Linked DNA regions of Homo sapiens: region 2 is linked to region 1. The links are chromatin contacts, found by Hi-C or POLR2A ChIA-PET in ENCODE. All regions are on one chromosome and are shown on one strand. The core of a region is the stretch at or near the end of the contact, and the rest is flanking DNA. Distances in the headings are between cores, read along the strand shown.

Region 1 (4,136 bases), core at 572-3,071:
AGGTCTTTTTTGCATTTCTACCAGGCTTCCCAGGGGACATCTATGCTGACAGAAATTGCAAAATCACATTCTAATCCTCTGGTCTTTGCCCCAGCTCGCTCAGCTGGTTGCCCCTTTGACCCTCGGGCCTCCCTAGAGGCCTTCTCTGTGAACACACCGTAGCATCTGTCTTCTTCCTAGCACTCATCAATATTTGTGATTGTATATTTATTTCTGTGTTTCTTTAATGCCAGTCTCCCACCTAGATGATAAACTCTGTAAGGGCAAGAACCAGGTCTGTTTGGTTCTGTGTAAGGTGGTGGTGAATTACCAGTGTAGGCTCTGAAGCTTGGACTGCCTGGCCTCATATCCCAGCTCCCCTACCCAGCTGTTCTTTGATCTTCAGCAAGTTGCTTCTCCTTCCTGTGCCTCAGTGTTCTCATCTGTAAAATGGATATTTGAATAGTAGTACCTGCCTCACATGGTTGATGGGAGGAATAAATGAAATTATATATGTAAAACATTTAGCATTGTCAATGGCACATTGGAAATTGTCAATAAACATTAATTATATCAATAACAAGCCACCACCACAACTTAATAGCTGAAAACTGCAACCATGTAATTGCTCACAATTCTGTGGGTTGACAGTTTGGTCAAGGCTCAGCAGGGTGGCTTGTTTCTGCTCCAGATGGTTTTGGCTGGGCTCACTCTTACATTTTTGGTCAAGTGGCTTGTTGACTGGGACTGCATAGTCTAACTTGATGGGCTGTTGGTGGAGGCTGTCAGTGAGGGAGGCTCAGTTCTCCTCCATGTGGCCTCTCCAGCAGACTAGCTGGGGCTTCCTCATGTGGTAGCTGGGTTCCAAGAGGGCGAGAGCAAAAGTCAAGAGTCACTTTCGCAGCATTAGTCAAAGCAAGTTACAAGGTCATCCTAGAGTCAAAGGACAGAGAAGTAGTGCTAGTTTTTGTTAGGAGGAGGTGCAAAGACTTCCTGGACATTTTTCATCCTCCATAGTTGCTTGTTCCTGAATCTAGCATGGTATACTCAGGTGCATGGCCCAGTATGCATTTAATAGGTATTTGTTGAAGAAATAACAAATGGATGTGCAGAGGAGAAAGAAACTAGAGGCTCGAGAGGAAAACTGATTTGCTCAAGGTCACAAAGCAAATGAGCGGCAGCACCAGGACGAGAAACTAGGTCCTGGCGCTCAGTCTTGCCTCTTCCCGTTGCATCAATCTGCTCAGACAGCTGCCTGAAGTGGGGTTGAATTCTTCAAATAATTGCCTCACTCCTCAGCTTCTGTTGAGCCTCTGGAGATATATCTAGAAGGTCAGGACTGTGCTTGCTTCCTGAAAAGTCTGGGGATGGAAAGAAGGGAGCACTTTTCATTTCCCAGGGCATAACGCATTGCAGAAAATGATCAGAGAGCATCAGCAGTCCTCCTTGGGTTCCACTGTATGTGGCCAGCGGCCAGGTTGGGAGGTCAGAGACAAAGGCAGACTCCAGTATAGACGCTCTGTGGCCTGCTTCTCATGTACCTGCTCTCACACACGTGTGCACACACACATACATGCATGCACCTTCTCTCGCCTCTCTCTTTAAGGTCTGGAAGAAAGCTACCATAAGTTTGAGCAGTTGGCCACATGGTCTCATTTGGGCTCTCAATTGGACTAGCAATTTCAGGAATTTGAACAGCAATTTTTGAACAGGGAGTTTGGGGAACGGCAGCAGGGGAAAGTTGGGAGGCGCAGAAGGGGTTGTGAAATGCATGCTACAATTCCGTCATCAGCCCCTTCCTGTTGTTCTGGTACCGGGGGGAAACCTGGGCTGGCAAGACTGCGCTTCCTCCATCTAGAAGCTTTCCTCAGGCCTGCTGAGTCACCCACCTGCTGCGGGGAATGCACCTATTTTTAGCCTGAGGTAAATGAGCCCTGTAGTCACCCAGACCACATTCTCTTGGGTGTCTTTGTCACAGATGGTGTGGCCGGATGGGGACCACATTGAAGAGACCTCACCCCCACCCCTAACAAGGTCTCTTCCTCTCCTTCCTCTGAGAAGCCTCACTGCACAGCAGTGACTCACATAACCCCAGGAGAGAATGCGGCAGAGGGTGGCAGTGGGTGGCATACCAAGCTAGTGGGGGTGTGGCGGGGACAGAAGTAGTTTATCACTGACGTTGATTAGAATTGCTGGTGCATCACTGTTAGTCAGTTTATTATTGTTTGTAATTTTTCTGTAGATGATATGACCTCTTATTGTACCCATGTGCACCATTCCTATGGCCCCGTCCTTGGGGACACCACTGCTTGGGAGTTAAGATGGTGGAGATCTGGACCCCAGCAGCCTGACTAAAGGAGGCTTTACTACTTACTAACTGTTTGACTCAAGCAAGACCCTTTACCACTCTGAGACCCAACCTTGGAGCTCCTGGTCTGGTACTCAGGTCACAGAGGCTGGTAATGGATTCACAGGATTGAGAGCAGGAAGGGCACCAAGATGTCATCCCTTGCTCTATTGAGGTGAAAATGGAAGCAAAGAAAGGGGCAGATGCTTGCCTGTATCAGATGTCCAGAGACCCCTCTAAGACCTTGTTCAGGCAGAGCCACCTGTTAGGTAAAAGGTTGGTAAAAAGCAGGTGCTGATGACAAGGCCACTGTTGGTCAGAACTATTTCTACTTCAGTCTGTATCCAGCCCCTGCACCCAGTATAATGTAGTAGAGTATTTCTCGGAGAAGGGTGTGTGGACCACCTGCATCAGAATTACCTGAATCCCCTGGGGTGCTCATTAAAACTGTGAGTTTCTGATCCCCATCCCAGACTTGGGGGTTTGCTCCCAGCACTGTCACTCACTAGCTAGGGAATTTGGGGGGTGTCAAACTATCTGTGTACCACTTTCCTCACCTATAAAATGAGGCTAAACCTCCTTATGTACATGTGAGGGACAAATGTATTTGCATGGGTGAGAGGTGCAGCCCGTCGCCTGGCACATTGGAGCTAGGCAACTTGTGATTTGAGTTCTTAGTATTTGTTTCTTATCCCCAGGCAGCTCCTGAAAGGCTTCACTCTTCTGCCCTGGTGCAGAAACGGGCCCTACCTCTTTCAGATTGGCCTGGAGCTGTCAGCTACCAGTGACTTCCAGAACCAACTTGCAAATGTCTGCCAATCAGTGGCACTGCTCAGACCAGAGCTCAGATAAGATGTTCTGCAGTCTGCTGAGAAAATCTTCCAACACAGTTGTGGGACACAGAAGTCACTCACCAGAAACACTGGTCATATCACTTCTCCTTATCTCTCTTCCTGGTGACGAAGCCCAATGCCTGTGAGATCTTTTTAAACAGAACCCTTTTTCCAAATAAGATTTGACCCGACACAGGGCCCCAGTGTATGTGAACAATAAAAGCTTCACTCCACTAGTTTAAATATATTTTCTAAGAAGTTCAAGTTTCCAACATGTTACTGTGTTACTTATGAAATCAGTGTGAACACAACTGAGGTGAGCTCCAGTGTGTGAAAATCACGTATCACTTCTAAATGTGCATGGTGCTGCTTATTACAAATATTCAAGTAGTTTAAAATACATTTTGGGCCAGGCACAGTGGCTCACACCTGTAATCCCAGCACTTTGGGAGGCCAAAGAGGGAGGATGGCTTGAGCCCAGGACCAGCCTGGGCAACATAGGGAGACCCCCATCTCTACAAAAAAATTAAAAATTAGCTGGGTGTGGTGGCATACACTTATTGTCTCACCTACTCAGAAGGCTGAGGTGGGAGGATCACTTGAGCCTAGGAGCTTGAGGCTGTAGTGAACCATGATCCATGCCACTGCACTCCAGCCTAGGCAATAGAGTGAGACCCTGTCTTAAAATAAATAAGTAAAAATAAATAAAATACATTTTGGGAATTATATTTGAATTGAGTATTCACAAAAGCCATGAAGCTCCCTTGGAAAAAGCCAAGATTTTGGTTAGCATGGTTTGCAATCCCTGGAGGATTCCAAACACCTTTTACTGGGTAAGGACATAGAGGCCTGGGTGGGAGAAGGGCTACATCAATCCAATAAGTGGCCAGCTTTGAGAATCAAGGCCTACTGGATCTCAAGCCAGGGTTCCTCCCATCTGCCCACATTCCTAGCCTGGCCCACCAAGTGGGACACTT
Region 2 (3,563 bases), core at 443-2,942, 130 kb after region 1:
GAGGTATAGAAACTGTACTCAATTTCTTATGGGTTTCCTTACTTCCTCCTCTAGAACTATACTCTCTCCTCTGAATGCTACCAATGTCATTTGTATGTAAGCTTTTATTTTATTTATTTATTTATTTATTTATTTATTTATTTATTTATTGAGATGGAGTCTCGCTCTGTCGCCCAGGCTGGAGTGCAGTGGTGTGATCTTGGCTCACTGCAAGCTCTGCCTGCCAGGTTCACGCCATTCTTCTGCCTCAGCCTCCAGAGTAACTGGGACTACAGGTGCCCGTCACCACGCCTGGCTAATTTTTCTGTATTTTTAGTAGAGATGGGGTTTCACCGTGTTAGCCAGGGTGGTCTCGATCTCCTGACCTAGTGATCCGCCCGCCTCGGCCTCCCAAAGTGCTGGGATTACAGGCATGAGCCACCGAATCCGGCCTGTATGTAAGCTTTTATTCATTGAAGGAGCCTGCATAGAGTGCTTACTATGTGCCAGGCCCTGTTCTAAGCAGATATGAAACCACTGAACTTTCCCTAATAGCCCTATGAACCAAGTGCTATTGCTATCCTTATTTTATAGAGGCACAGAGAGGTTAAGTATATCTTGCACAAGATCACAGAGTGGCAGGACTGAGGTCAAACTTCAGCTGTCTGGCTCCAGAATCTGTATTCTTAACCACTGGCCACCCAGCATCTCATCAAAGCCCTTGACCACAGTCATGAGGCTATTGCTTAAGTCTCTTCTCCTAGACTGTGGGCAGCTCAAGAGCAGGAGTCTTGTCTAACTCTGTGAATCCCAGCTCTGATAACAGCCTAGTACACAAATAAACCAAAATATAAGCATACTACTTATCTACTTGAGAGCCTCTTGATTAGGGCCATGATTGCAGGACATAATAATAAACATTTATGGGACACTTCAAAAGAAAACATAATCCTCATGCCAGCACTGGGAAGGAGGTACTATTATGATCTTCATTTTACAGACTAGGAAACTGCAGCAGAAAGAAAAAAGCTAAGTAATGTGCCCAAGGTCAGGAACTGGATTTGAGTTGAGAGCTGCTTGACTTCCAAGCTTGCATTGTGAAGGTGAGCATGAACTCCTTGAGGGCTGCAATTTTAAAGTTAGAACCAAGTTTGACTCTGGACAACCACAGAGAGGAACAAAAAAATGAACATTTTACTGGACAATGCAATATGCCAGGTTCTGGTGCCAGGTGCTTAACATAACTCAGGTAGTCCTCAGAACAACCTGGTTGTTCCGTTTCACAGATGAGAAAACGGAGGTTTAGAGAGACTAAGTGAGTTTCCCAAAGTCTACTGGGAGAGCCAAAACTGGGTATAATTCCACAATTCATCAACTTTCCACTATTACTAAGCTGCTGGGCCTCAGTTCTCTCATTTGAAAAGATGGAGTCCAGCTCAGCTTTTTTTTTTTTTAAACAACATTAAGTGTGTGCTTATTGTGTGCCAGGCACTGTGCTAAGAACTTCACATTTATTATGTAATTTCATCCTCATAACATTCCCTGAGGTGCTATATACTATTAGTATTATTTCTACTTTACAAATAGAGAAACTGAGGCTCAGACAGACATATGTTGTTACACAGCGACTCTGAGGCCCAGCCCGAGTTTAACTGAAGCTTGTTAGAATCATAAGCCAGACTCTTGCCTATTTTCCTGTGCGGCCTCCAGCAGTCTCTGGCAGCCTTTGGAGTGAGGACATCCTGTGTTCCTCCAGAATCAGAACAAGGCTGGGATGGACGTGGGATGAGTTCCTCAGTGCGTGGGCCTCTCTTCCTTTGGATTTCAAAGACTCACTTCAGTGAAGTCCTGTCAAAGTCAAAAGGTGACATTGAATGGACAGTCGGCCCAGGCTCAGAGTCCAGTCCTGGCACCTCAAGGGCTTGGCTATTTCCTCTGATCCTGTTGTCAAGGCAACCTTGGATCCCTTTGTGGTTCTGTGGTTATTCTCCCTCTTGTGTCCTTGTCTTCCTACGGTTTCAAGAGAATACTTTAGAGACAGCGGCTCCAAATGGCCTACTTGTCACTGATTGAAGGAGATGCTGACTTGAGATAAAAACAGTTCCTAGGACCCTTCAAGGCCTCAACTAGAAAAGGCAATTCTCTGTAAACACGTTGAGGGCAGAGGTTGTCTGTCTTATCATAGCTGTACCCCAGCACCTCACAGGATGCCTGGAACAGAGTAGGTGCTCAGTTAACATTAAGCAAATACATGAATGAATGAATGAATGAACTGATTATGCAAACGAGCTCCCTAAGCTTTTCAGGGGTTGAAAAACTGGGGCAGAGTGATGGGCTAAGATATGTGGCAGAACTAAGAATAAAAGTGCATGTGTGTGTGTGAGTGTGGGTCCCACGGCAAAGGCTCCACAACCCCTGTGATGCATTGGCCTGTGTACCTCCACCTCTCCTCTCCACGTCTTGTGAGCTAGAGCTGTTGGTTGGGTATAGACAGTTCCTGCCCACGCCAGGCTAAAGAAGCAATCTCTCTCTCTTTCTCTTCCTCCCACCCCCGTAAATTGTGGCAAAATACACATAACACAAAATTTACCATCTTAAGCATTTTTAAACGTATGTTGATGTTATTATGCAACTAATCTCCAGGACTCTTCATCATGCAAAGCTATCTCTTTAATCTTGTGTCCATCCCAATTTTACCTACTATTTTGAATTTTAGCTACAAATAGACCCTGGGTTTTGACCTCTGTATTGAGTCTTAGTGTGTTACAGGACAGTATTGGCGACCAACAAATGTTCACTGGGTAATTGATCTTACTCTGTGTTTTATTTTTTTCCTGCGTGCTTCAATTTCTCGGTTTACAAGCAATTTTGGCTTTGTGATGCATCCCACAATTACAAGAACTTCTTCACCGCCCTCTAGTGGTAAAGATGAAGATGTGACACTCAGAATAACCATTCGCCTTTCCTGCTGATGTTGAACATGGCCCCTTTTTTTCTGATAACTCGCTGGACTTTATATAATCCAAAATTGTGATTGCTCCAAAGTTGGCAGTTCATCCTCACTTTACAGATAAAGTTGACCTGTAGAACAGTGCTTCTCAAATTGGCTGGCGAAGAACCAGTTTTTAAAAGAATTTTAATCTGCAAACCAATCCATTGTACAATAAAAATGAATTATTAATACTGGACACATTACATTAAAAAACAAAGATATACAAAATTGAACCAAATTTTATTATCATATTCAACAGACAAAATTGCATTTCAATAAATATAATCAGAATAAACATAACGGGAAAAATAATTGCAAAATCTGTACATGTTTATTGAATGTGTGTATTATATGATTAATATATAAATTGCTATTGCATTTATAATTTTTGTTGTTCTGCAATTATAACTAAATGAAAAATTTTGAGTAAAATAGTGTTTCTCTACTTTGAATGAACACCATGCATATAAATATTGAGCATTCTTAATGGACAAATACACAAGTTATGGCTTGCCAACCTATCTAACCCAGCCAGAATGGACTATAATGCTACTTGCAAAGTAGAATGTGTGATGAGATTGCTTCTATTTTT

The links. Hi-C counts contacts between places; a loop is a spot of excess contacts on that map. ChIA-PET counts read pairs that join two places held with the same protein, here RNA polymerase II (POLR2A). Pooled maps may share reads with other maps.
Region 2: a loop to region 1 is called in a map of CD4-positive, alpha-beta memory T cell, with 8 times the contacts of the local background. The contact joins two enhancer-like sites. A Hi-C loop is called at or near these places in 12 of 168 maps with a recorded cell type or tissue (B cell, CD14-positive monocyte, CD4-positive, alpha-beta memory T cell and 8 more), 32 of 37 single-sample maps with no recorded cell type and 19 of 50 pooled maps. POLR2A ChIA-PET finds 5 or more read pairs at or near these places in 5 of 52 experiments (A673, T-cell, WTC11 and 2 more).

The regions. Positions count from the first base shown.
Region 1 is chr10:110,412,835-110,416,970 of GRCh38, forward strand. No RefSeq gene overlaps it. Among named protein-coding and RNA genes, the nearest start is that of DUSP5-DT, 82 kb to the right of the region's middle. RefSeq lists enhancers at 1,410-2,609, 1,784-1,913. Within about 2 kb of position 1,822, at least 12 of the 41 ENCODE cell types and tissues checked have a DNase peak (open chromatin) inside an H3K27ac peak, as active enhancers do.
Region 2 is chr10:110,544,461-110,548,023 of GRCh38, forward strand. No RefSeq gene overlaps it. Among named protein-coding and RNA genes, the nearest start is that of SMC3, 21 kb to the right of the region's middle. Within about 2 kb of position 1,693, at least 2 of the 41 ENCODE cell types and tissues checked have a DNase peak (open chromatin) inside an H3K27ac peak, as active enhancers do.